Linked DNA regions of Mus musculus: regions 1, 2 and 4 are each linked to region 3. Evidence: chromatin loops called from intact Hi-C (ENCODE). Cell type or tissue: heart. All regions are shown on one strand. Each heading gives the region's core, and the rest is flanking DNA. Links, peaks and the distances in the headings are about the cores only.

The links. A loop is a pair of places that touch in the nucleus more often than their neighbours do. Peaks named below come from ENCODE experiments on the same cell type or tissue, not always from the same donor. Only the 100,000 strongest peaks of a DNase experiment are listed, where the experiment ranks them.
Region 1: it touches region 3 in a loop (2.1-fold over the local background); 4 of 42 quality-filtered maps call a loop at or near these places.
Region 2: a loop joins it to region 3, with 2.6 times the contacts of the local background. A loop is called at or near these places in 4 of 42 quality-filtered maps.
Region 4: a loop joins it to region 3, with 2.5 times the contacts of the local background. A loop is called at or near these places in 2 of 42 quality-filtered maps.

The regions. Positions count from the first base shown.
Region 1 is chrX:8,244,605-8,250,262 of GRCm38, reverse strand. It overlaps Ftsj1 (FtsJ RNA methyltransferase homolog 1 (E. coli)), which reads left to right. Exons shown (of 13, transcript NM_001290430.1): 5 at 1,206-1,284; 6 at 3,342-3,394; 7 at 3,483-3,536; 8 at 3,629-3,731; 9 at 3,844-3,927; 10 at 4,614-4,711; 11 at 4,791-4,979; 12 at 5,162-5,203. The coding sequence ends at 5,188. Among named protein-coding and RNA genes, the nearest start is that of Ftsj1, 5.0 kb to the left of the region's middle. In heart, for the core only: a CTCF peak has its summit at 2,376 (motif pointing right); no DNase peak of the experiment used is centred there.
Region 2 is chrX:8,251,619-8,257,276 of GRCm38, reverse strand. It overlaps Ftsj1 (FtsJ RNA methyltransferase homolog 1 (E. coli)), which reads left to right and starts at 4,871. Exons shown (of 13, transcript NM_001290430.1): 1 at 4,871-5,105. In heart, for the core only: CTCF peaks have their summits at 1,264 (motif pointing right) and 2,344 (motif pointing right); DNase peaks (open chromatin) are centred at 4,586 and 4,826; H3K4me3 peaks cover 1,190 bases; H3K27ac peaks cover 1,075 bases.
Region 3 is chrX:8,071,965-8,077,622 of GRCm38, reverse strand. It overlaps Suv39h1 (suppressor of variegation 3-9 1), which reads left to right and starts at 2,863. Exons shown (of 6, transcript NM_011514.2): 1 at 2,863-3,079; 2 at 5,155-5,300. The coding sequence starts at 3,061. In heart, for the core only: a CTCF peak has its summit at 3,062; a DNase peak (open chromatin) is centred at 2,882; H3K4me3 peaks cover 2,836 bases; H3K27ac peaks cover 1,720 bases.
Region 4 is chrX:7,896,017-7,901,674 of GRCm38, reverse strand. Pqbp1 (polyglutamine binding protein 1) reads left to right here and starts at 2,675. Exons shown (of 7, transcript NM_019478.4): 1 at 2,675-2,904; 2 at 3,039-3,124; 3 at 5,263-5,374; 4 at 5,570-5,658. The coding sequence starts at 3,058. Timm17b (translocase of inner mitochondrial membrane 17b) reads right to left here and starts at 2,339. Exons shown (of 6, transcript NM_011591.5): 1 at 2,206-2,339; 2 at 615-714. The coding sequence starts at 2,231. In heart, for the core only: no CTCF peak of the experiment used is centred there; DNase peaks (open chromatin) are centred at 2,364 and 2,604; H3K4me3 peaks cover 2,383 bases; H3K27ac peaks cover 1,882 bases.

The DNA of each region.
Region 1 (5,658 bases), core at 380-5,379, 170 kb before region 3:
GCTGAGGGTGAAGGATAATAAGACCAAAGCTGGCCTGAGTTATCAAAGGACTTCGAGATGGCTTGAGCAGGCAAAGCTGGCCTGAGTTATCAAAGGACTTCGAGATGGCTTGACAGCAAACCAGGTGACTGAGTTCAATCCCAAATGGTGTCCTCTGACCTCCACATGCGTATGTACCCAGACACGCACACAATTAATGAACAAATAAATGCAGTTTTAAAATATCTAAGGGGCTGGAGAGGTGGCTCAGCAGTTAAGGGCAATCACTGGTTGCTCTTCCAGAGGATATGGGTTCAATTCGGAACACCCACACAGTGGCGCACAACTGTCTGCAACTTCAGTCCCAGGGAATCAGTTGCCCTCTTCTGGCCTTCCCCCAGTTCCAGGCACACATGTGAGGCACAAACATGCATAAAGGCAAAATACCCATATACCTTAAGAAAAACAAAGGAAGAAAGGGAGAGAGGGAAATCGAGAGCATTTCTAATTAGTTTATTAATGTTGTTATTAGTTGTTGTATGTGTGTTTGGGGGAGGGGTCGGGTGCCATGGTGTTCGTATAGAGGTCAGAGATCACTTGGAGGAGTCAGTTTTCGCTTTCCACTCTGAGTTCCAGGAGTGGAACTCTGGGTCACAAGGCCTGGCAGCAAGTGCTTTACCTACCAAGCCAGGTCACCAGCCCCTTAAAAATGTTTTCTTTTTTTTGTTTTCTTTTTGTTTGTTTGTTTGTTTGTTTTTTCGAGACAGGGTTTCTGTGTAGCCCTGGCTGTCCTGGAACTCACTTTGTAGACCAGGCTGGCCTCGAACTCAGAAATCCGCCTGCCTCTGCCTCCCGAGTGCTGGGATTAAAGGCGTGCTCTTAAAAATGTTTTCTAAAAGAGTAAATAAGAAAGAGGAGGGGACTGGATATGTAGCTTAGTGCTAGAACCCTCATGTGGTATAAACAGAGCATACTGGGTTCTGTCCCAGTACCAAAAGACAGAACCTGAGAAAGACGGAGATTGACCCCCTGTGCGTAGACTGTATTGCAGAGACACCAAAAGATGGTGAGGATGGTTCCCCAGAGATCCAACTACGTCTTAGTCAGACAAAGCCTCCAGAACATGGCTGTCCCCAAGGCTTTGAGGCGAGGGCTGTAGGCAGGTGGGATTTGAGGGTGAGGGCAGCAGAGGGGTACTAAGGCTGTTCACCCCCCTTTCTCCATAGCTTTCCACTGCCAAGGAGATCATCCAGCACTTTGAAGGCTGCCCTGCTGACCTAGTAGTGTGTGACGGGGCTCCTGATGGTAAATGCGCTGTGAGGGTGACCTCTGTCTCTTAGCTCAGTTTTTTTTCTCCCTCTTTCCCTCTGTTCTTTCCATTTCCCCCCTTTCTGGCAGTCTCTCCCTATCTCCGCCCTCATTGCCCATCCTCCTCCTCCCTGCCTTTCAAGTTTGTTTGGGTTTGGTTTTTTTTTTTTTTTTGGACTGTTTTGTGGTGCTAAAAATAGATGAACCCTCATGTGTGCGAGGCAAGTCTTCTGCTGCTAAGGTTTACCCCCGCCCGTCAGCTTCGTGCTAGACTGTGTGTCAAGCCCCCTGCCTTCTCATCTGAGAGCCTGGCCAATCCTGTGCTTGGTTTTTGATTTGTGGGTTGGTTGTTTGTTTGTTTGTTTGTTTGTTTTTGCCACCCATTTATTCAAAACATTTTCTGACCACACGTTGTGTTGGGAAAGTGTGCATAAATAAATTCCACTGGTCTCTGGCCTTGTGAAGTCAATGTTTCCGTGGGATTGCATAGAAAAGACACAGTTGAGGGCTGGAGAGGTGGCTCAGCAGTTAAGAGCACTGACTGCTCTTCCAGAGGTCCTCAGTTCAAATCCCAGCTACCACATGGTGGCTCACAACCATCTGTAATGGGACCTGATGCCCTCTTCTGGTGTGTCTGAAGATAGTGACAGTGTACTCATATACATTAAATAAATAAAATCTTTAAAAAGAGAGACAGTTGATCTGATGGCTCAATGCCTGTAATTGCAGATCTTGGGAGACTGAGGCAGAAAGATCACTGGAGCTCAAGGTCAGCCCATTCTCAAAAAATAAAAATGGGGGGGCGGGCTGGCTTAATGGTTAAGAATGCTTGTTATTCTTCCAGGGAACTGAGTTCATTTGAGAGCCATCCATGCCTGGTGACTTGCAACTGCCTATAGCTTAAACTCCAGAGGATCTGACACTCTTCTTTTGGTCCCCATGGGCACACGCATGTGACATACAAAATGCAGACACACATACATAAAATGTTTTAAAAATACACAAAATGAATAGCAATTCACAATTTTTTAAAATTTATTTCTGTTTATATGAGTACACTGTAGCTGCCTTCTTCAGACATACCAGAAGAGGGCATCAGATCCCATTATAGATGATTGTGAGCCACCATGTAGTTGCTGAGAATTGAACTCAGGATCTCTGGAAGAGCAGTCAGTGCTCTTAACCGCTGAGCCATCTCTCCATCCCTACAATTTTTAATAAAAAGATAAACTTTTTAAAAAGATAGAACAGGTAATAGATCATGTAGGGAAGTCACTAAGACAGGCTGAGGAAGTAAAAACTACCTGCTGAGATTTGAAATAAAATAGATAGGAAAGGCTGTATTGACTTATCATCAGAAAGAATTGATAGCGAAGGGGCTAACAGGGCTGTCAGTTACAGCACTGCCCTTGATAGTGCAAACTTGGAGAAAGCCTGAGGGTTGTAGACCAAGGAAGTATCCCTTAGGCTTCTTGAGCAGTGTGAGGGGCAGAGGTGGAAGCAGACACACACACACACCAAGAGGAGCTGGCCACTGCAGTAGTGCAAAAGAGTAACTTATAACAGTGGGGGCTCCAGTCACAGGTAAGGAGAGAATGGTCCCACTTTGAAAATAGAATGGGCTGGATCTGCTAAGGTCTGGAATGTGAGTATGATGCGGGCCAAAGTTGGTCACAGGGACTAAGGTTTTTGACATGAGTAACTAGAAGATCGGATGAGCTGAGAAACATCAAGAAACTGGTAATAGAGAAGGAAGTAGAAATCTGCTTTTGAACTGGTTGCACCTATGGGGTTGGTTTATCAATACAGCCCCACGAAGCCATCTGGGTAGAGGTAGACATACTAGTGCTGCTTGTAGGACAAGTAGTTTTCCAGGATTAAAATGACTTCCCAGGTTGCTAAGCACTCGGGGCTCAAACTCTAGTTGGAAGACAATGCTCTTTCCAGAACCTTCACAGTAAGAAGGCCTGAAAAACATCCTTGGTTTTCTAATCTCTGGTATAAGAAGACATGTCAAGTCAGAGAGTCCCCTAATGCTGTTCTTCTTGCTACAGTCACTGGTCTCCATGATGTGGATGAGTACATGCAGGCCCAGCTTCTGCTAGCTGTGAGTAACCCTGGTGGCTGCCTCTGCCCTCCTTTGGCCCCTTCTTGCCTGCTTCTGCCTCCACCATACCCGCCTTTCCTTTTTGCAGGCTCTCAACATCGCTACTCATGTCTTGAAGCTAGGGGGCTGCTTCGTGGCCAAGGTGAGCCTTGGGGATCCTGCAGGAGTGGTGAGAAAGGTCCCTGCCGGGAAAGGGCCCCCTTACTTCTATAGCTTGCCTTCCACACCCTACAGATATTCCGAGGCCGGGATGTGACCCTGCTCTACAGCCAACTACGTATCTTCTTCTCCAGTGTGCTCTGCGCTAAGCCCAAGAGCAGCCGGAACTCTAGCATTGGTCAGTGGGTGGGTGACATGGAGGCCTGATTGGCAAGGGGGTGATTGGCCATGTGTCTGCACAAGGTTGAGGTGACAGAGAGTCACCCCTCACTCCAGGTTTTCCCCCACAGAGGCCTTTGCTGTGTGTCAGGGTTATGACCCTCCTGAGGGCTTCATTCCAGACCTGACCAGACCCCTGCTGAACCACTCATATGGTGAGAGCCAGAGCTGGTGGTGACCCATGCCTGGGAAAACTTTACCAGCTCCGTGTGCCTTGTGTCTCTTTTTTTTTTTGGGGGGGGGGGGGTTATTCGGCTTACATTTCCATACTGCTGTTCATCACCAAAGGAAGTCAGAACTGGAACTCAAGCAGGTCAGGGAGCAGGAGCTGATGCAGAGGCCATGGAGGGATGTTCTTTACTGGCTTGCTTCACCTTGTGTCTGTTGAGAGCCCTCTGCCTCACACTCCGATGGCAGTTGTACCCCCTTAGGGATATTTCAGATAGTCTTCCAATGGTAGCCTTGGTCCTGGTAGAAATTCTGTTGCAGCAAACTAAGCATTCACCCAGGGAAGATCCTAAGTGTCTACCTTAGGGAACCCCTCAGGTAGAAAGCTCACCTGTATTAAACATGTCCCCTGTGGAAGTCTGTAGCCTCTAACCTGATAGGCAAAGGTGGAACCTGTCTCTGTAGATCCTATTTGCATGAGACAAGGTAGAATGTACTGGTAAAACGCTGAGCGGGCATGGTACAGTGAAAAAGCCAGGCCACAGGCTGACATTTTAGCAACAGTGATCAGAAGGGAATGTGCACCAGAGGGAAAAAGGACCATGATGGTGGGGAGGGGGACTTCAGTGCTGGTGTAGACTGTATCTTCACTCTGCCTCTTTCTAAGATACAGATTTCAACCAGTTGGATGGTCCCACCCGTGTTATTGTGCCCTTTGTGGCCTGTGGGGACCTCAGCGCCTACGATTCGGACCGCACTTACTCTCTGGATGTGAGTGTCCAGCCAGCGGGGCAGGGGGCAGGAGATTGTCTTGGACTGGCAGATCCTCATCATCTCTTGTGTCCTACAGCTAGACGGTGGCTCTGAGTACAAATATACTCCACCCACACAGCCCCCCATCGCACCCCCATACCAAGAGGCCTGCAGGTTGAAGAAGAATGGACAGCTGGCCAAGGAACTCCTCCCCCAAGAATGCTCCATCAACAGTGTGGACAAGTTGCCCCAGCCTCTGGCTATCCATACCCTGCTAGACCCCAAGGTATGGATATGTACCTCTGAGCCCACCATGACATCTCCCCAGTGTGCCCGTTTCTGTCCTGACTGACTCCCTCTCCTGGTCCTTTCCTGCCTTGCAATCTCTTTAAGAATCCCTAGCTCAGCCCACTGACAAATGGAAAAATGTAGCCAAATAGCTGAGTTCCTTTTCTCTTTCTTTGGCAGGTGGAAGACAATGAAATTCATTGTTGACCTTAACACATTAAGGTAAATTTGCTTTTTTCCCCTTCTAAAGTTCAAGTAAAGGGTACCTTTAAGAACAATCTGAATAGGGACTGCAGGCTGGCTCTCTAGTTAAGAGCAAGGATTGCCCTTGCAGAAGATCTGAGTTTGGTTTCCAGCAACCACGTGTGGGAGCTCACAACTGCCTATGACTTCCACAGGAGCAGACATCTCTGGCCTCTCAGGATACCTACATTCACAAGCACACACCCAGGACACACATACACACACACACAACACACAATTAAAAATAATAAAAATAGTTTGGTCATGGTGTCACTCACTTTTAATCCCAGCACTTGGAGGGGTGGGGTGCAAGCAAGTCTCTACAAGTTTGAGGTTAGCCTGGTCTGAATAGTTCCAGGCCAGCCAGTGCTACATAATGAGACCCTGTCTGTTAAAAAGGAAAGAAGGAAGGAAGAAAGGAAAGGAAAGGAAAG
Region 2 (5,658 bases), core at 175-5,174, 180 kb before region 3:
ACACACACACACACACACACACACACACACACACACCAGGCAAGTGCTCCTCTATAACTGAGCTGCATCCCAAGCTGTCCCTCCTTCTTTGGCTTTCAGGTCCCTTAAGTGGTTTTTGCCACATAACAGAGCCTCGTCACAGCCCCACCCAGAGATATTAAAAAAAAAAAAAAAGCCGGGCGTGGTGGCACATGCCTTTAATCCTAGCACTCCGGAGGCAGAGGCAGGCGGATTTCTGAGTTCAGTTCGAGGCCAGCCTGGTCTACAAAGTGAGTTCCAGGACAGCCAGAGCTATACAGAGAAACCCTGTCTCAAAAAACAAAAACAAAAACAAAAACAAAAAAAAGACAGATTTCTTTTAAAAAAAAAAGATTTATTTATTTACTTATTTTATGTATATGAGTACACCATTGCTCTCTTCAGACACACCAGAAGAGGGCATCAGATCCCATTACAGATAGTTGTGAGCCACCATGTGGTTGCTGGGAATTGAACTCAGGACCTCTGGTGCTCTTCACCGCTGAGCCATCTCTCCAGCCCCCTATCCAGAGATTAAAATAACAAAAACAAACAAACAAACAAACAAACAAACAAACAAAAACCCTGTTCTTCAGGGATGTTTCTGTCTCTTCCTAGGACCTCTCTAGAATACAGAGTAGCAGCGTAGAGTCCACAACACTTCTCAATGGATAAATGCAATAGCCACACAAGAGAGATGACCTAAGATGGATCTCCAAAACCCAAGTAAAAGTCAAATGAAGTGGCATGCATCTGTAATCCTGGCACTCATGTAGTCCAATGGGAGGCAGAGACAGGAGTCCAGAAGTTAGCATTGCCTTCTTCCTGGGCTACATAAAGCAGCAGCAAAAACAGTGAGAGAAGAGAATCTAGCTCAACAAAGGGAAAGGCAGGAACCAATTTCCTAAAGTCATCCTCTGACCTCCAGACAAGCACTCGCACACACACACAATTTTTTCTGAGACAGTATCTTTCTATGTAACCTTGCCTGGCCTGAGTGCACTCTGTAGACCAGGCTGGCCTCAAACTCACTGAAATCCTCTTGCCTCTGCCTGCCAGGTATGCACCACCAGCCTCTGCTTAAAAAAAAAATTAATAATAAAGCATAAAGTGAGGCTGGGGGTGCAGCTCAAAACTCTTTACCTTGTTTGCATAGGTCCCTGGGTGCTTGGGCAATAAAAGAAAATACAGAACATACTGAGAAGAAAATGAGGAAACAGCCACAAAAGGCTAGTTGCTATGAACTGAGAACAGACCCTGTTCTAGGCAGTAGGGGGCAGCAGAAAGCATCACAATCGCCTCCCCCCCCACCCCGCCCACCCCCCCCACCCCCCCCACCCCCCAACCCCCCCACCCGCACCCTCCCTGCACCACCACCATTCAAAGACATGGAGAGTCCGTCTTTTAGTTCTCTGAATGCTTGCCGAAGTTCTTCCCATTCAGCCTTTTGCGTTTACTGCTCCCTTTTCTTGCAATGCATTTCCTCCAAATATCCTCAGAGTGTGCGCTCCTGCTCTGAAGACTGAGGCAGAAAAAATGGACTGAGCCCACAAGGTAGAGGCCAGCCTGGGCAACCTCTCAAGATCTCATCTCAAAAGGAAGAAAGGGTAATGCAATCCTTTCTTTATTGTCTGTTCTTTTCATCTTACTTTCTCGCCACCCAACAAAACATCATCTATTTGCTGGCCATGGTATGTCACACTTGTAATCCCAATGCTATGGAGACTAAGGCAGGAGGACCAAGTCTTAAGGACAGAGTGGGCTATATAGGAAGACCCTACCTTAAAGATAAAACATTCTCTTTTTTTTTTTTAAGATTTATTTATTATATGTAAGTACACTGTAGCTGTCTTCAGACACTCCAGAAGAGGGAGTCAGATCTCGTTACGGATGGTTGTGAGCCACCATGTGGTTGCTGGGATTTGAACTCTGGACCTTCGGAAGAGCAGTCGGGTGCTCTTACACACTGAGCCATCTCACCAGCCCCCTAAAACATTCTCTTATCTAGTTACTAGTATACCTGTATTTAATAGTTTTCTTACTAAATGTATAGAGACATATTACCATATACACTGTATGTTATATGTATAGGGTGATGCCTAGGTTTTATACATGATACACAATATATAAAATATTTACTATTTTTCTTCAGTTCCAGGAGATCCAATGCCCTCTTCTGGCCTCAAAAGGCACCAGGAATGCCTTTGATTCCCATACAGATATGAAGGCAAAAACACGCACACACACAAAACAAAATAAAATCTAAAAATAACTTTTTTAAAGAATTACTTATTTATTTTATGTATGTGAGTACACTGTTGCTATCTTCAGACACACCAGAAGAGGGCATCAGATCCCTTTACAGATGGTTGTGAGCCACCCATATGTGGTTGCTGGGAATTAAGAGCATTTTAACTATTGAGCCATCTCTCCAGCTCCTAAAAATAACATTTTAAGAATTCAGCAGTACACTGGAAACAACATATATAGGTTTTCACAAGTAAGCTTGTTCAATTTTGAGAATTTTGTAAACTGACTGTTAAATAACTATTGTTAATATTGAAACGCTAGGGCTGAAGAGTTGGCTCTGTGGTCAAAAGTCCTTGTTGCCCTTGAAGAAAACCCAGTTTCAGTTCCCAGCACTGACATGATAGCTTACCATCATCCTGACTCCAATTCCAGGGTCTGACACCTCCTGAACTCCTTAAGCTGCAGACGTGCATGTTTTCTGCATATACATGTAGAAAAAGAACACTCATACATATAAAATTAAATTGATCTTTAAAATGAAATGCTGATTAATCTCAGCATTAAGAAGGCAGAGGCAAACAGATCTCTGCGAATTTGAAGCTAGCCTGGACTACATAATGAGTTCTAGGACACCCAGAGCTACATAGTAACTCTCTGAGAACCTGTCTCAAAGAAATAAAATAAGAAATTCAGAACACTAGGGTGGGAAAAGCTGAAACCTCAGCACTTGGCAGGTGGGGAGTGGTTTGTGGGTTGGAGATCAGCTTGACCTATGTTGAAACCATGGGGAGAGGAAGAGAAAGAAAAATAATACTGTGAACTTAACGATTAAGTGGATAGGATTTTTATGCATAATAGATACTCAAAATGTATCACTTCCCAGTTATCTGACTATATCGCATTCATTTCCTATGTTCTTGAAGCCATTTCTCTTTTTGTATGGTCGAATTAATACATAATGATGTCCTGCTGCACCTGTGTTTAGACTACACATGGGTGACTTAAAATCTGACCAGATGATAGATAATATGTAAACCATGGAAACTAACAAATGCTACAAACAGGCCCAATCCCCTACCCTGCCAGAAGCCAGTTAACCATTTACCAGCGCATTGCTGAGAGCACTAGAATAGTGCCTAATACACAGTAAATACTTTCAATTATTGTGTTTCATGCACTAGGTCATGACATGAGCACACACACAAGAACACATACATAGGGGCTGGAGAGATGGCTCAGTGGTTGTTGGGATTTGAATTCAGCACTTCAGAAAATGAATTTTTAAAGAACATATACATATTCATACATGCATATATGCTTTAAACTTTTATTCGCCGGGCAGTGGTGGTGCACGCCTTTAATCCCAGCACTTGGGAGGCAAAGACAGGCAGATCTCTGAGTTCGAAGCCAGCCTGATCTACAGAGTGAGTTCCAGGACAGCCAGGGCTATACAGAGAAACCCTGTCTCGAAAAAACAAAAAACAAAAAACAAAAAGAAAGAAAGAAAGGAAGGAAGGAAGGAAGGAAGGAAGGAAGGAAGGAAGGAAGAAAGGAAGAAAGGAAGAAAGGAAGAAAGGAAGAAAGGAAGAAAGAAAGAAAGAAAGAAAGAAAGAAAGAAAGAAAGAAAGAAAGAGAGAGAAGGAAGGAAAAAGGAAAAACAAAAAATACAAAACTTTTATTCATTCATACATGTATTTATTCATTCGTTCGTTCGTCCGTTTATTTATTTATTTATTTATTTATTTATTTATTTATTTGGGGGAGGGGGCGCGTGACAAGTGCGCATGTTGGGGATCAAAGGACAACTTGCAGGAATCAGTCTTCTTCCATCCATGACCTTGTGTATGGGGAATCGAACTTGGGTGGTCAGATTTGGCGGCAAGAGCCTCTACTCAGTGCGTCTCGCAAATCCGTAGACATGCTTTTCAGTGGTGCGGGTGGAGGCGGTGAGGGCAGTGGTGGTGGTTAAAATGTATTAAAAAGTATTTGGAAAATATACAATTAGAAAAGGATGTGCATCCGATTAACACCGTGAATTCTAGATAGGTGATTATCCCTTCTTTTCAGATGAGGAAACTAAAGTTCTAAGGTGGCAAAATTGAAAGCACTTCAGTCAACCGGTAGAAGTAGGATTCAAAATTGCAAATCGTATGCGGTAGCTTCCCGGTAGTAAAATTCAAAATTGCTCGCCGTAGCCTCCAGGTTAGCTTGCTTTCGCAACAGACTTTTCACTTCGCGTGGTCACGCTCCACCCCCTTTGCGTAATTTCCTTTCCCTCCAGACTTAAAGAAAAATGGGCGTGGTCGTGCCCGCTGAATTTTGGGAAATGTAGTACATAGGTTAAATAACCGTCCCGATGTAAAAGGGAAAAGGCGGCCAAGTAAGTTATCTTGTCTGAGTGAGCGGGCGATGGGGGAGGGGTGGAAGTTTCCCACGTCAAGGTCTCTCCGTGTAGCCAGACTAGCCGAGAACTCAGGATCTTGCTCCGGATCGCAGCTATAGGACCCTGGCCTTGAAACAAAGAACAAAGAGCCGGTTCACAAGCCTTGCAAAACTATTGGCCAGACGATGTCAGTTGCATTCTGGGAACTGAAGTTCCTGTGACCGGGATATGTCGACACAAGATGACGAGACTAACGTCATACGTTGTGCTCCGGTCTGGATCTCCGTGGAACTGAACTGTTTTACAAAGCAAACTTTACCGCGTGGCGACAACCTCTAGGCGTGTACGACAGGCCTTCGGGTCCACTCCGAACACCAACTGGAGTCTGTAATTTTCAGTTTGCAAACTGTTCTCGAGGCTGGTGAACAGCCACGCTCTGTATCCAAGAGCTGAGGTAGGTCCTAGGGCACTGATGACTTGAAAGGGACCGAGACTGGAGGCATGCCTGCCCTGTCTCCAACTCGGGATGAGGGGATTCACTCTCGGTACTGCAGCTGCATAGTTCAGTCAAGCCCCGAGAAGCTTGCCTAGAGCAGGGAACTAGATTGTTAGGTGAACTCGAACGGGGTGCAGCATAGAGCTACACAACTGATCTGCTATCTGCTGGGCCGACTTGAAGGGTATTTGGCGGTTCTGATGGGCTGATGGTCTTTGAGGCTCTGCAGATGGTCTTAGGGATGTTACTAAAAGATGGGTCTTGAAGGTATTACACTCGTGGTGCTGTGTCTGCTGGAAAATTAATGAAGGCTAATAATAAAAGTGGTGGCTATTTGGCAGTTTACATAGTAATCGTATTGGTGAGGTTCTGGAGAGAATAACAGGTGCGTAGGCAGAGTGCTAAACTAATGGGGTCAGTGACGAAAGACAAAATAGAAGCTATATGAGTGACAGAGGTAATCTTTGTATTGATGCAAAGGATCCCAAAGGCCACTCGTGTGATCTTTGAG
Region 3 (5,658 bases), core at 385-5,384:
CAGAACAGTCAGGGCCACACAGAGAAACCCTGTCTCGAAAAGGAAAAAAAAAAGTTGTGGCCCATATAAAAGGAGGATTGTCACAAATAATCCCTCACAGGTGTACCTAGTCACTTAGGTTTTAATCATCAAGTTCAGATGTAGTGAAGTTGACAACCGAGAAGTCTTTGGAACCTTATAACCCCCGATGGAGAGCAAGAGGAGCATGCGAGGTAGCAGTTTTCTGAGACAGTGAACATGCAGGCTGTATGACACGCCTGCCAGCACTGGTTGGGGTTGATAGCTTTACAGGCTGATTCACTGACGATCCATGTCACCGCGGCTGACCAGACTACCAGATGCTGCGAATGGCTAAAGCGCCATTCTGGCTTCTATGAACCACTTCTGGCCTGAGAGAATGTCTGGATCTGTAAAGCCAAGGACGCCCTGAAAGAAACTCCATAGCTTCATTTGCTTCCAAAAACTCCCCAATTCTGGAGGTCTCGACAGCACACGGTTTTGTCTCCTGCTAGCTTTGCTGTACATAGCATCTCCAAGTGAGGCTGCTCGATCACTTACGTTATTGTCTGGCAAAGGTGCTTTGTGCCCCTTTTCCCTGCCCCATTCGGTATCTTAAATCACAAGGTTAAATAACTTCCTGACATCAAGAAATGAGTCAGAAAACTTGCTAATCAGTAACTTTTCTTGTGATTTACAGACTCCAGAACACCAAAGAAACTTTAGAAAATAACAGTTTACATGTCGGAAAAGCAGGCCACTGTGGAATTTATGACCATCCAGCCCTCCTCAAACTAGAAAGATAACTTTCCTCAGCTCCCTCAGTTGCCTTATACCTGCAGACTCTAAGCAAAATGGTCTCCGTTTGAGATAGTATCCTATCTTCTTTTGTTTGCCGACTTTCTAAATAGATTTTTTTCTTTGTTCCCAATCTGGCTTTTTCCAGTCACGAGTAAATGAATGTGGGTGCTCTAATTACAGAGGTAATCTTGTCGATTTCAAGCTGGCTGATCAAAGAGTATGGAACCTCCAGCTAGGCAGCTATTTCTGATGGCTGGTTGTCTACCTAGGCTGAGTCACATGATACTGAGCATTCTGACTAAACATCCACAGGTAGTACGGTCAGTGGGATACCTAGACTGACTACCTGCTTATCTGAAAAGGTGAGAGGGAGAATGAATGAGTCCCGGGGTTAGCTGAGGAACAGCTCTGTCAGGAAAGCTCCCCCGTCCCCCTCAGATACATGCATGGTTGCAAAGTATCCTGATAGAATCCAAGTCTCTCTGAGGAACCTAACACTTCAGAAGATTGACCCATAATGGAAATGAGAAAAGATAGAGTCATTATAGGAACCCAGCTTGACTTGACCACAGCCATTTTAGTCAACTTCAGTGGTGGTAGGGCACAGGGCCTCAGCATACTTTCCAAACCTATAGGATAAACAAAGCCATTAAGATAAGGCAGGCTCCAGCTGCAGATGTAGCAGAGAATGACCTTATCTGGCGTCAATGGGAGGGGAGGCCCTTGGTCCTGTGGAAGCTCGATGCCCCAGCAAGTAAGGGGATGCTAGGGTGGTGAGGCGGGAGTGGTTTGGTGGTGGTAGGGGAGCACCCTCATAGAAGCAGGGAGGATGGAGGATGGGATAGGAGGTTTCCAGGGGGAAAATAGGGAAAAGGTTTAACATTTGAAATGTAAATACATAAAATAACCAATTTTTAAAAAAAGGAAAAAAAAAGAAAATCTAAAAAAAAAAAAAAGATAAGTCAGGGAAGCATTTCATGATAACTACTGATGCCCAAATTACTTTAAGCTGATATTTAGTGAAATGGATTTAGAAAAATAATTGATGGGCCACATTGAAGTTTGTGTAGCACGTAACTCTGTCCTCCTGCTGTGCAGTATAGGGTTTCTCATGTCTTGTTGACACTAGAGATATGAATACGTCTGTAAATCTGTAATAATTGCACTTTGCGAAATCCTGGCTCTTTCTAACTCTTCTGGTATATGTGCGTGTTACTGTGGACTGTGTACGTGTGCATACACATATGTAGGCTAGAGGTCAACAGCAGGCATCTCCCTTGATTGTGATCCATTTTCTTTTTAATTCTTATTACATTTATTGGGTGTGTGTATGTGTGTATGCAGACACATATGTAGGTCAAAGGTCAATGGTAAGCATCATCCTTGATTGATCTCATTGTATTTTTTTTAATATTAAATTTATTTGGGGTATGTGTGTATACACCTACCAAAGTGCAGGTGTGAACAGAGGACAGCTTACAGGAATGGGTTCTGTCCTCTAAGAGCAAGCTTGGGGCTCCTGTCTCCCTCCTCCAGCACTTTGTCGCTGGGTGTGGCTCTTACATGGGTGCTGACAATAATTTGTCCTGACCTAATCCCAGTCCACTTCGGGACATGGGTGGCCATTGGAGTTTGAGACGTCTCCTTCAAGGAAGATGGAGAAAGGGCTGCCTGGCTAACAATGTGATGGGGACAGTTTGAGGGAATAGCAGGCTGCCTGACAAGGGTTGTGCTTCTATGAACTCAGACGGCTGCAGGGCACAGATGGATGCTACTATTGACTGAGTGTGAATGAAGAAGCGAGTGATGGAAACGGACATCTGATGGCGGCGACCGACTTATTATTTATTTCAATCAGGTGACTGGCTGAGCACCTATATATATGGCTCTAGGTCCACCCTGGCAGTGAATGCCTGCGCGAGGTTAAAATAAATGACTGGCAGAATTGGGGTTGCACAAAACAAGCCCTTTATGACTGGCTGACGCCGCGATTGGCTAGCAATATGACTGACAAGGGGCGGGTCCTGGAGCAAAGGCAAGCTTTGCTACTGCGCAGGCGCACTCTGAATAAAGGCAGCGAGCACGGGCTCTCGAGACCACTCCTGGTGACGGGAGGAGTCCAGGCACAGCTCCGCGGTTGGTCCGAGCCGGAGCTGCGAGCGGCGAGGAGCGGCCAATCGACTGCGCGTCCCCGGCCACGCCCGCGCGCGCTCTCTTCTCGCGAGGCCGGTTAGGCCCGAATGTTGTTAGCTGTGGAGAAAGATGGCGGAAAATTTAAAAGGTGAAGCTGTGGTGCTAGAGACGCGAGCTACTGGCCCGGCCGAGTAGAATGGAGGGAAGGTGGCCGGGGCTCCAGGCCAGGCGTCCGGAGCTACGGAGCCTGGAGCTGGAAGGCCGGCGCGGCAAACGTGGGGGCCGAGAGCGCGGGCCCGGCGCGCGGGCAGGGCGGGGCTGAGGGGAGGGGGCGCGTGCTTCGGCCGCGGGGGGCGCGGGGCTGCGCAGGCCGCGCGCGGGGTTTCTCGGCCGCGCGCGGCTGGCCGGCGCGCCTACGCGCGTGAGAGAGAGTCCTGAAGGAGAAGGTTGCGGCCACGCGCGGGAAAAGGCGGCTCTCAGTGACCGTTACCCTTTCGGTTTCCACGGGAGACGCCGGAAGGGGAGGAAGAAGTGGAACGGACCCCCTTCTCAAAATGGGGGAGCCGGCGACTCTAGGTGGGAAAGGGATCGAGGCGAGATGGGGGCAGGGTTTTCGGGTAGACGAGTCTCCCCGGAAAGCGGGACTTGGTGGGGGGGCCTCGGTGAGAGGAGGGCTCGGCTCCTCCATGTGCAGGAAAAGAGGGGTGACTTGTGCGTGCTGGGCGGGCTCCTCGGCCTCGAGTAGAGCGCTGAGAAGAGATTCCACAAGTGTGAGCCGGAGCTGCGGTGGGGAGGAGTGCGGCTGCTGGCACTGCAAATGGTATTTGCAGGCCACTTCTTGGGGCTTTCAAAGGCGTTCCAGACGCAGGTTAGAGGCTCCGGGAACCGAGAGGCCTCGGAGGAGAGGGATTAGTCTCTGCTGGGCCTTGGATAAAAAAGGATCAGTGTATATGTACGCAGTGATCTTTTTTTCTTTTGAAGTGTTTGTGTGTTCTTAGGTTACCATCTAGAGCATCTTATTAGGATTGTTTTAGATTTGAGTCGTATGATGGGAGGAGAAAAAAACCATCCTTAAAAGATGGCATTGGCTACTGACAGCATACACCTAGCATCAAGTGGTTTTGTGACATATTTTGATTTTTTAAAAATGGCTTCTAAAATTACGTTGAAGAAGGGATGTGCTCTGAAGCAAAAAAATGTGTATACTTTAAATCCGCTTCTCTTGAACAATAATTTTGGTGACCAAGAGTCATTGTCGGGGCTTACCTACCACATGTATTGTTTACATGTTCCTGAATTGAGAGCAGATCCCTTCGAATTGAGTTGTACTTTTCACCCCCGAGACAGGGATTTTTTTTTTCCTTGAGACAGACTACGGCTGTCCTAGAACTCAGAGATCAGCTTGTCTCTGCCTTTCCTGGGTCTAAAGGTATGCACCACTATGCCCAGTTTAATGTAATATCTTTCTACAATCTTTATAATTACAAAACCTAAAGTCCTTTGAAATAAAAGTCTTTCTTAAATGTGTCACTAATCATGGCAAGGGATTTTTAAAAGTGAAATTATTCAGTGAGAATATTTAATGTGAAAAATCAAGGCTTTTGCTATAGATGTGTTTGCTGTTAATGTGTTTTGAGTATAGATGGCTTAATGTCCTATGCCAGGAATTCGCCTAAAATTACTTGTGTAAAATTCCCAAATGTTTGAATTCCAAAATCCAGTGGCCCAGGAGTTTCAGATAAGTGAAGACTTTATAGCAACACCTCTGTTTGTTGCCCTAGGGATTTTTGTCCTACCCTGACTCTCTTAGTTAACGCACCCCAGTCTTTTGCAAAGTGCAAAGAGCATTGCTTAAGGCTCTGACCGAAGGTAAGTCTGCAGGCAGCTTAAGGCCTTGGATGTTCTGCCAGTGGATCCCTTTATGGACGGGCCCATTGCTACAAGCGCCACTTCATCCTTGCCATTCCAGAGTTAGGGGGCCAGAGTTTGGAGTAGAAGATTCTCCCAGATGAGGGCATAGGTCCTCTGATAGGAGAACTGGACCCTTCCATGTGCAGGGAAAGACAGGTTGATGCTTCCTGGTGTGTAGGCTTATTTCCAGGTGTTGCCCTGAGAATTGAGCATTAGGGTTCAAGGAATTGGCACTTCCTGTTGCAGAGGATCTTAGCTTTGGGTAAGGCCCGTCGATTACATTTTTGTGAGTCTTTGGCCTTCTCATTCTAGGTTGCAGTGTGTGCTGTAAATCTTCTTGGAATCAACTGCAGGACCTGTGCCGACTAGCCAAGCTTTCTTGTCCTGCCCTTGGTGTTTCTAAGAAGAATCTGTATGACTTTGAAGTTGAATACCTGTGTGATTATAAGAAGATCCGTGTAAGTCTGGTGTGAGTGTGTGTGTAGAGAGAGAGAGAGAGAGAGAGAGAGAGAAAGACAGATACTACACTGGCAGGGGACCCTCTTCTCCACCAACCCCACATCTGTTTGCAAAGAGGATTTTTCTCCTCTGATTCTTCCTGGGGGGAAATAGAATGAATTGACCCTCTTATTTCCATTTTACAGGGAGGGAAATAAAGTGGCTTTCTCAGAGAACAAGAGGCAGAATGAATCCTCCAATGCATGTTTGTTTCCACCTAGAAATACAAAACTAGTTACCAAGTTGATACTTTGTGCCTAAGAGTGGAAGTAAAAGATGGCAACAGGTAGAGTGCCCAACCATAAACAGTTACTGATG
Region 4 (5,658 bases), core at 431-5,430, 180 kb after region 3:
AAAAAGAAAAAGAAAAAGAAAAAAAAAAGGTTCTTTCTGCCCAACTCCTGTCATTTTCCTGTATAGAGGATTTTTTGAGGGGGGGTGGGGGAGACAGGGTTTTTCTGTGTAGCCCTGGTTGTCCCAAAATTCACTCTGTAGACCAGATCTGGCCTCAACTCACAGATCTGACTGCCTTTACCTCCCAAGGGCTGGGATTAAAGGTGTGTGGCACCACCATCCATATAGAATTTTATCCCAAAGACTGTCTTGTGGTAAAATCTACGGTGTATACACATTGAAAATTTGATGCTAACCCTTTTCTTTTTATTCTAATTCTAAGGATGGAACTGTGGGCACCCCACACACACATACACACCCACCCACTTGCTTAAATCAACTGTTCTACCACTGAGCTAAATACTTCTAGCCCCTAAGACTGTTTCTGACAGTACAGTATTTCCAGAGTTCTAGCTGGATAGTTGAAGAACAGAATCCCTCAAACCCTAAATCCAGAAGCCAGGCCCAACACACAGTAGGTGAACAATCAACAGAATGTTCAGTATGCTCAGAGCAGTACTCCTATGTCAGCAAGACCGCAGATTCCCACACCACTGGAGGAAGGCCCAACTCACAACAGGGGCATTGCGGAAGCCCTTGATAGCCTGGAAGACTCCACCACCAATGACACCCATGGTGAAAGCTCCACCGCAATCATCCACAATTCGCCATGGGCTGCAAGCAGGAAGGAAAAGATTGGGTTAATGTGAGACCCTGCCCTGCTTGGAGAACCAAACAGGGAAGCTCAGGACTGATGCAGAACACCTTAGATGACAACAAATTAGTTCTGACACTTTTTATATTCCCCAGAAAGCCAGAAAGGAAAACCAGATGTGTTTCTGCACACCTGTGATCAACACTTGGAAGGCTGAGACAGGAGGATCACAAGTTGGCAGTCCAACTTGGGCTCTAAATGGAGACCCTGTCCCACAAAGAAAGTTTGTGCCTTTTAATACCAGCACTCTGAGGTCAGAGGTCAGCCTAGTCTAGTCAGTTCGAGGCCAGCCAGGGTTCTATAGTGAGATACTGTCTCAAAACAAACAAACCCCAAAAGAAAAGGTTTGTAAATCTATCTGTGGTACAAAAGTGAGAAAACAATTTGGGATGGGGGAGGTGTCTCACCACATAGCCTTGCAACGATGGGTTTACTACTGGCAGAGCAGTGCTCTTGATTACAAGCAAGCGTCAATACAACTGTTTTTGTCATTATCAAAAATCAAATGGCTTTGGAATCTAGGTCCCCTGTCCCCCACAATCTGTCTCTTGCTTAAATCAACTACTCTACCACTGAGCCCCTATGACTGTTTCTGACAATACAGTATTCTCAGAGAGTTCTACGTGAAACTAGATTTGAAGAACAGAGTCCCTCAAATCCTAGAACCAGGAGCCAAAAACAAAATGGTTTTTGTTACTATCAAAAATCAGTAAGAGTTGTCATGTGCCTGGCAGGGGTGGTTCACGCCTTTAATCCCAGAACTTGGGGGGCAGAGGCAGGAGGATTTCTTAGTTCAAGACTACAGAGTGAGTTCCAGGACAGCCAGGGCTACACCACAGAGTAACCGTGTCTGGGAGGGGGGGGGGGGAGTTGTCGTGTCAGGCTTCAATAGTGTTAACTAGCAAACGTTATTTAAGTAAAATATAAACAGGGTGACTGACACTCGGTTCGACACAAAAAGCACGTCCAGAGAAACCCTTGTGTCCTTTTAAAACCTAAATCGGACAAATCAAAAGACCGTGCGGAAAAGCCAGGTGCCATCTGGCTTAGCCCACAGTGAGTTCACACATGCCCTATCCTATGTCAAAAGCCAGCCTGAGAAAAGCGACACGAAGAAACCCTGTGGATATTGGCTCCACGCCTCTCCTCCCTCACCGCCGGAATGGATCTGCCCAGCGTTTCTCTTTTGGCTCACAAAGGGGGTCTAGGAGAAGAGCCAGGGCAACAGTGCGATAGTTTGTCCCACACCGCACATACTGGGACACTCCACGGTGGCGGTTTTTTGACGAAGTCCGAGTGGGAGGGGCCATGCCGGATGCGCAGAGGCAGTGAAGTTTCCGAGCCTCCCGGGTCAGGGACTTGACACTGCAGCCCCTGCCTTCCCCGCCCGCCTCCCGTTGTCCGCCTGAGCGTCGCGCGGACTGTCCCGAAGCCTGTGCCCATCGCCGTACCAAGGTTCGCGAGCGTACTCCTCCATGGCGCCAGAGTCCGGCCTGGCGCAGTCGGTGGCGCGGGCGAGACACTCCCCCCGTCCCCCTCCCGCTCCGAAACGCCCACAAGCTCTGAGGCGCTGTACGTAGACCAAGGGAACAATTGGTTCTTCTCTGCTTACGTAAGGCCAACGGCGCGCTCTTATTGGCTAGCCAGAAGGGCCACATCCGTTCCATGTAAGCGTCGGATGCGACCAGTTAATTGCACCTGGGGAGAGTCGAGGAGCCTGTTGTGCTTTAAACCAAGAGCCCTTCGGTGTTGGTAAGCACTGTGCCAATGAGGGAGAGGAGGGTAAGGAGATAGACTTTGACTAATCGCACAGTTGTACTGGTAAGGCTGGGGTGTAAGCTTTCTTTTAAAGCTGGAGATGGCGTTGGCATTGTATCTCCCCCATCCTAGCGCCTTGGTTCCGCCCACCGTGCGGACTTTGAGGAACGTTGGGTGATCCCATTTCTGGGTTGCGGGTGTGTGGCACTTGGTCCCTTGGGTGATGGGTGGAGCCTTGGTCTAGAGAGGAACTGGGTCTTTGGTCCATCCGGTCTCCAGTGCCTGGGTCCGGAGAGTTCTGCTGATCCTAATTCTGGCCATATTGCTACATATCTCTTTTATCTTTTAGCACGCATTTTTGTTCTCTTCCAGCTACTGTTGCAGTTACGTAGGTGTGTGTGTGTGTGTGTGTGTGTGTGTGTGTGTGTGTGTGTGTGTGTGTGTGTGAACACACGCGTGGTTACTGGCTATCCAGATTGAAATGTTAATCAGATCTGCCCTTCAGTACTGTCTTGTCTGTTTCTAGGTCTGGTCAGCTACCCACTATGCCGCTTCCTGTTGCGCTGCAGACCCGCTTGGCGAAGAGGGGCATCCTCAAACATCTGGAGCCGGGTGAGAAAACTAAAAGCAGATGCATCTATCATGTGCCAGTGTTAATAGACGTTCTGCTGTTTATTCTATTCTTTATTCCCCCTTTTCTCCGCCCCCTCCCGCCCCTGTCGAACCTAGGTGTTTGCTAAGTAAGTGCTCTGCCATCTTCTGCCGTCCTAGTGTGCATCTTCCCCCGCCCCCTTGTACTGCTGGGGTTAGACCAGAGCTCTTGGATGCGCTCTATTGAAGTATATCTCCTTGACTGGCACCTTGGTTTTGATACTTGGTATCTTGCATGGCCTGGCAGGCATCTCGTTGTCAATATAATTTTTTCTGATATTCATTACTTCTTCGTGGTTGGTGGGTGCTGTGTGAAGTGTAAGGCTGGAGGGATAGCTTTAATTTAAGTCATGAATCAAGTGGACACGGTGGCAGGTACAAATATCTCAGGTACTAAGGAGGCTGAGCTACAAACATGGCTTGAGTCCAGGAGGTCAAGGCCAGACATGGCAATTTGGCAAGACCCAGTCTTCAAAAAATAAAAAACAAATAGACATAAGTATGGTGGCATTCATCTGTAGTCCCCAGCATGGCTGGGGCAGGTAAAAGGGATCACAGGAGACAGCCTGGTTTACATACTGAATTCTAGGCCAGATATACATGTGTCTGTGTGTGTATGTACACATGTATATATGTGTATATATATGTGTGTGTATCAGAAAATAAGTAAAATAAACCCATGACTGCATGGTATTTAACTAATTAATGTTTGAGACATGGTCTCATTCTGTACTTCTGGCAGGCCTGGGACCCATTCTGTATATCAGGCTGGCTTTGCATTCATCAAGATCTGCCTGTCTCCGCTTTCCTAATGCTAGGATTAAGGGTCCAAAAAGGCATCTGATCTATCCTGCAGTCTCCTATGTGCCAAATACAGTGACAGGATGCTGATGCTCTATGTTTACCTCAGCAGAGGTACTTGGGTGATGGGCACCATAACCATTAACATTTATTTAAGGCTGCCTAAGTGCCTGGCACGTATGATATGCTAACAGTCAAAAAAGATGATCTGGGGGCTGGAGAGATGGCTCAGCAGTTAAGAGCACTGACTGCTCTTCTGAAGGTCCTGAGTTCAAATCTCAGCAATCACATGGTGGCTCACAACCATCTGTAATGAGATCTGATGTCCTCTTCTGGAGTGTCTGAAGACAGCTACAGTGTACTTACATATAATAAATAAATAAATAAATCTTTAAAAAAAAGATGATCTCTTAATAAGATTTACTGTATTACTAGGTGCTAATTATACATTATTGCCAATAGTAATAAAGTGGGGCATGAGTTTTGACCTATATGGTGTGCTAGGCACTGGAAAAGTACATCATATTATTGTATGGACAACTGACATCTATTACAAGACTACTTTGTGCCAGACATAGACTTTGTGCCTAACAGTACTAATAATGACCACTGATATTTGTTTTCTTGGGGGTGTTAGGATATGAATCCAGGGCTTCAGGCAAACCCCATATCATTAGTGTTTCTTTTAAATCTTTTTGAGTACTGAGCCCACTGCTGATAGTGTTTATTAGCAATATGGACAATCATACCTGACATCTCTTTTGGTGTCACTATGATGTTGTAGGCACATGCATTTTATTGTTAATTATACCCAGAGCTTAAATCTGTTATGTGCTTACTGATGGCCAGGCACTGGGCTGATAAGAGACACCATCTTTATTCTACTATCACTAGATGTCTGCTGCAAGCTTGCTGTATATCCGCCCCTAGGAATAGAGTCAAAGCAATGTTTACATCAATTCCTTGTTATCCAATATTCATGAGCCAGAAACCCATTGAAGTTCAGGATATGGATAGATTAGCCATTATTTTAGGCAACCCCCCTACTGTTCCAAGCCATTTCATTGAAATACGTTGGGATAATACAATGCCACATGGTATCTGAACTCAGGAATTGATTGGATATCAAATTTTTGAAGATTATCAACGCTGAGCATGTACTTCTGTCTTCCCTGCATGGTGGTGTAGATGTGAGTGGTCAGTCATGTCTCCATGCCTGAGAATAGGAGGAGAACCCCCACACACACACCATCACTATCGGGTAATTCAACTGCTTTTCTCCTTCCCCATTCTTCCAGAGCCAGAGGAAGAGATTATTGCTGAAGACTACGATGATGATCCTGTTGACTATGAGGCCACCCGGATAGAGGGTCTGCCACCGAGCTGGTACAAGGTGTTTGACCCTTCTTGGTGAGCCTACCAACATGGTGGGATGGACTTCATGGACAACATGGTGGCCTTGCCCTTCCTGTGTTCTCTCTTACTGTGGGTCGAGAGGGACGAGATGTGCATGTGGGACCATGAAGCAGATCTGGACGCAGGTTGAGGTGACAGGTGGTATAAGGGACATCTGAGCTGACACTCCCTCCCTCTCACTGCCCACAGCGGACTCCCTTACTATTGGAATGTGGAGACAGACCTTGTGTCGTGGCTCTCACCACATGATCCTAACTTTGTCGTTACCAAATCCGCCA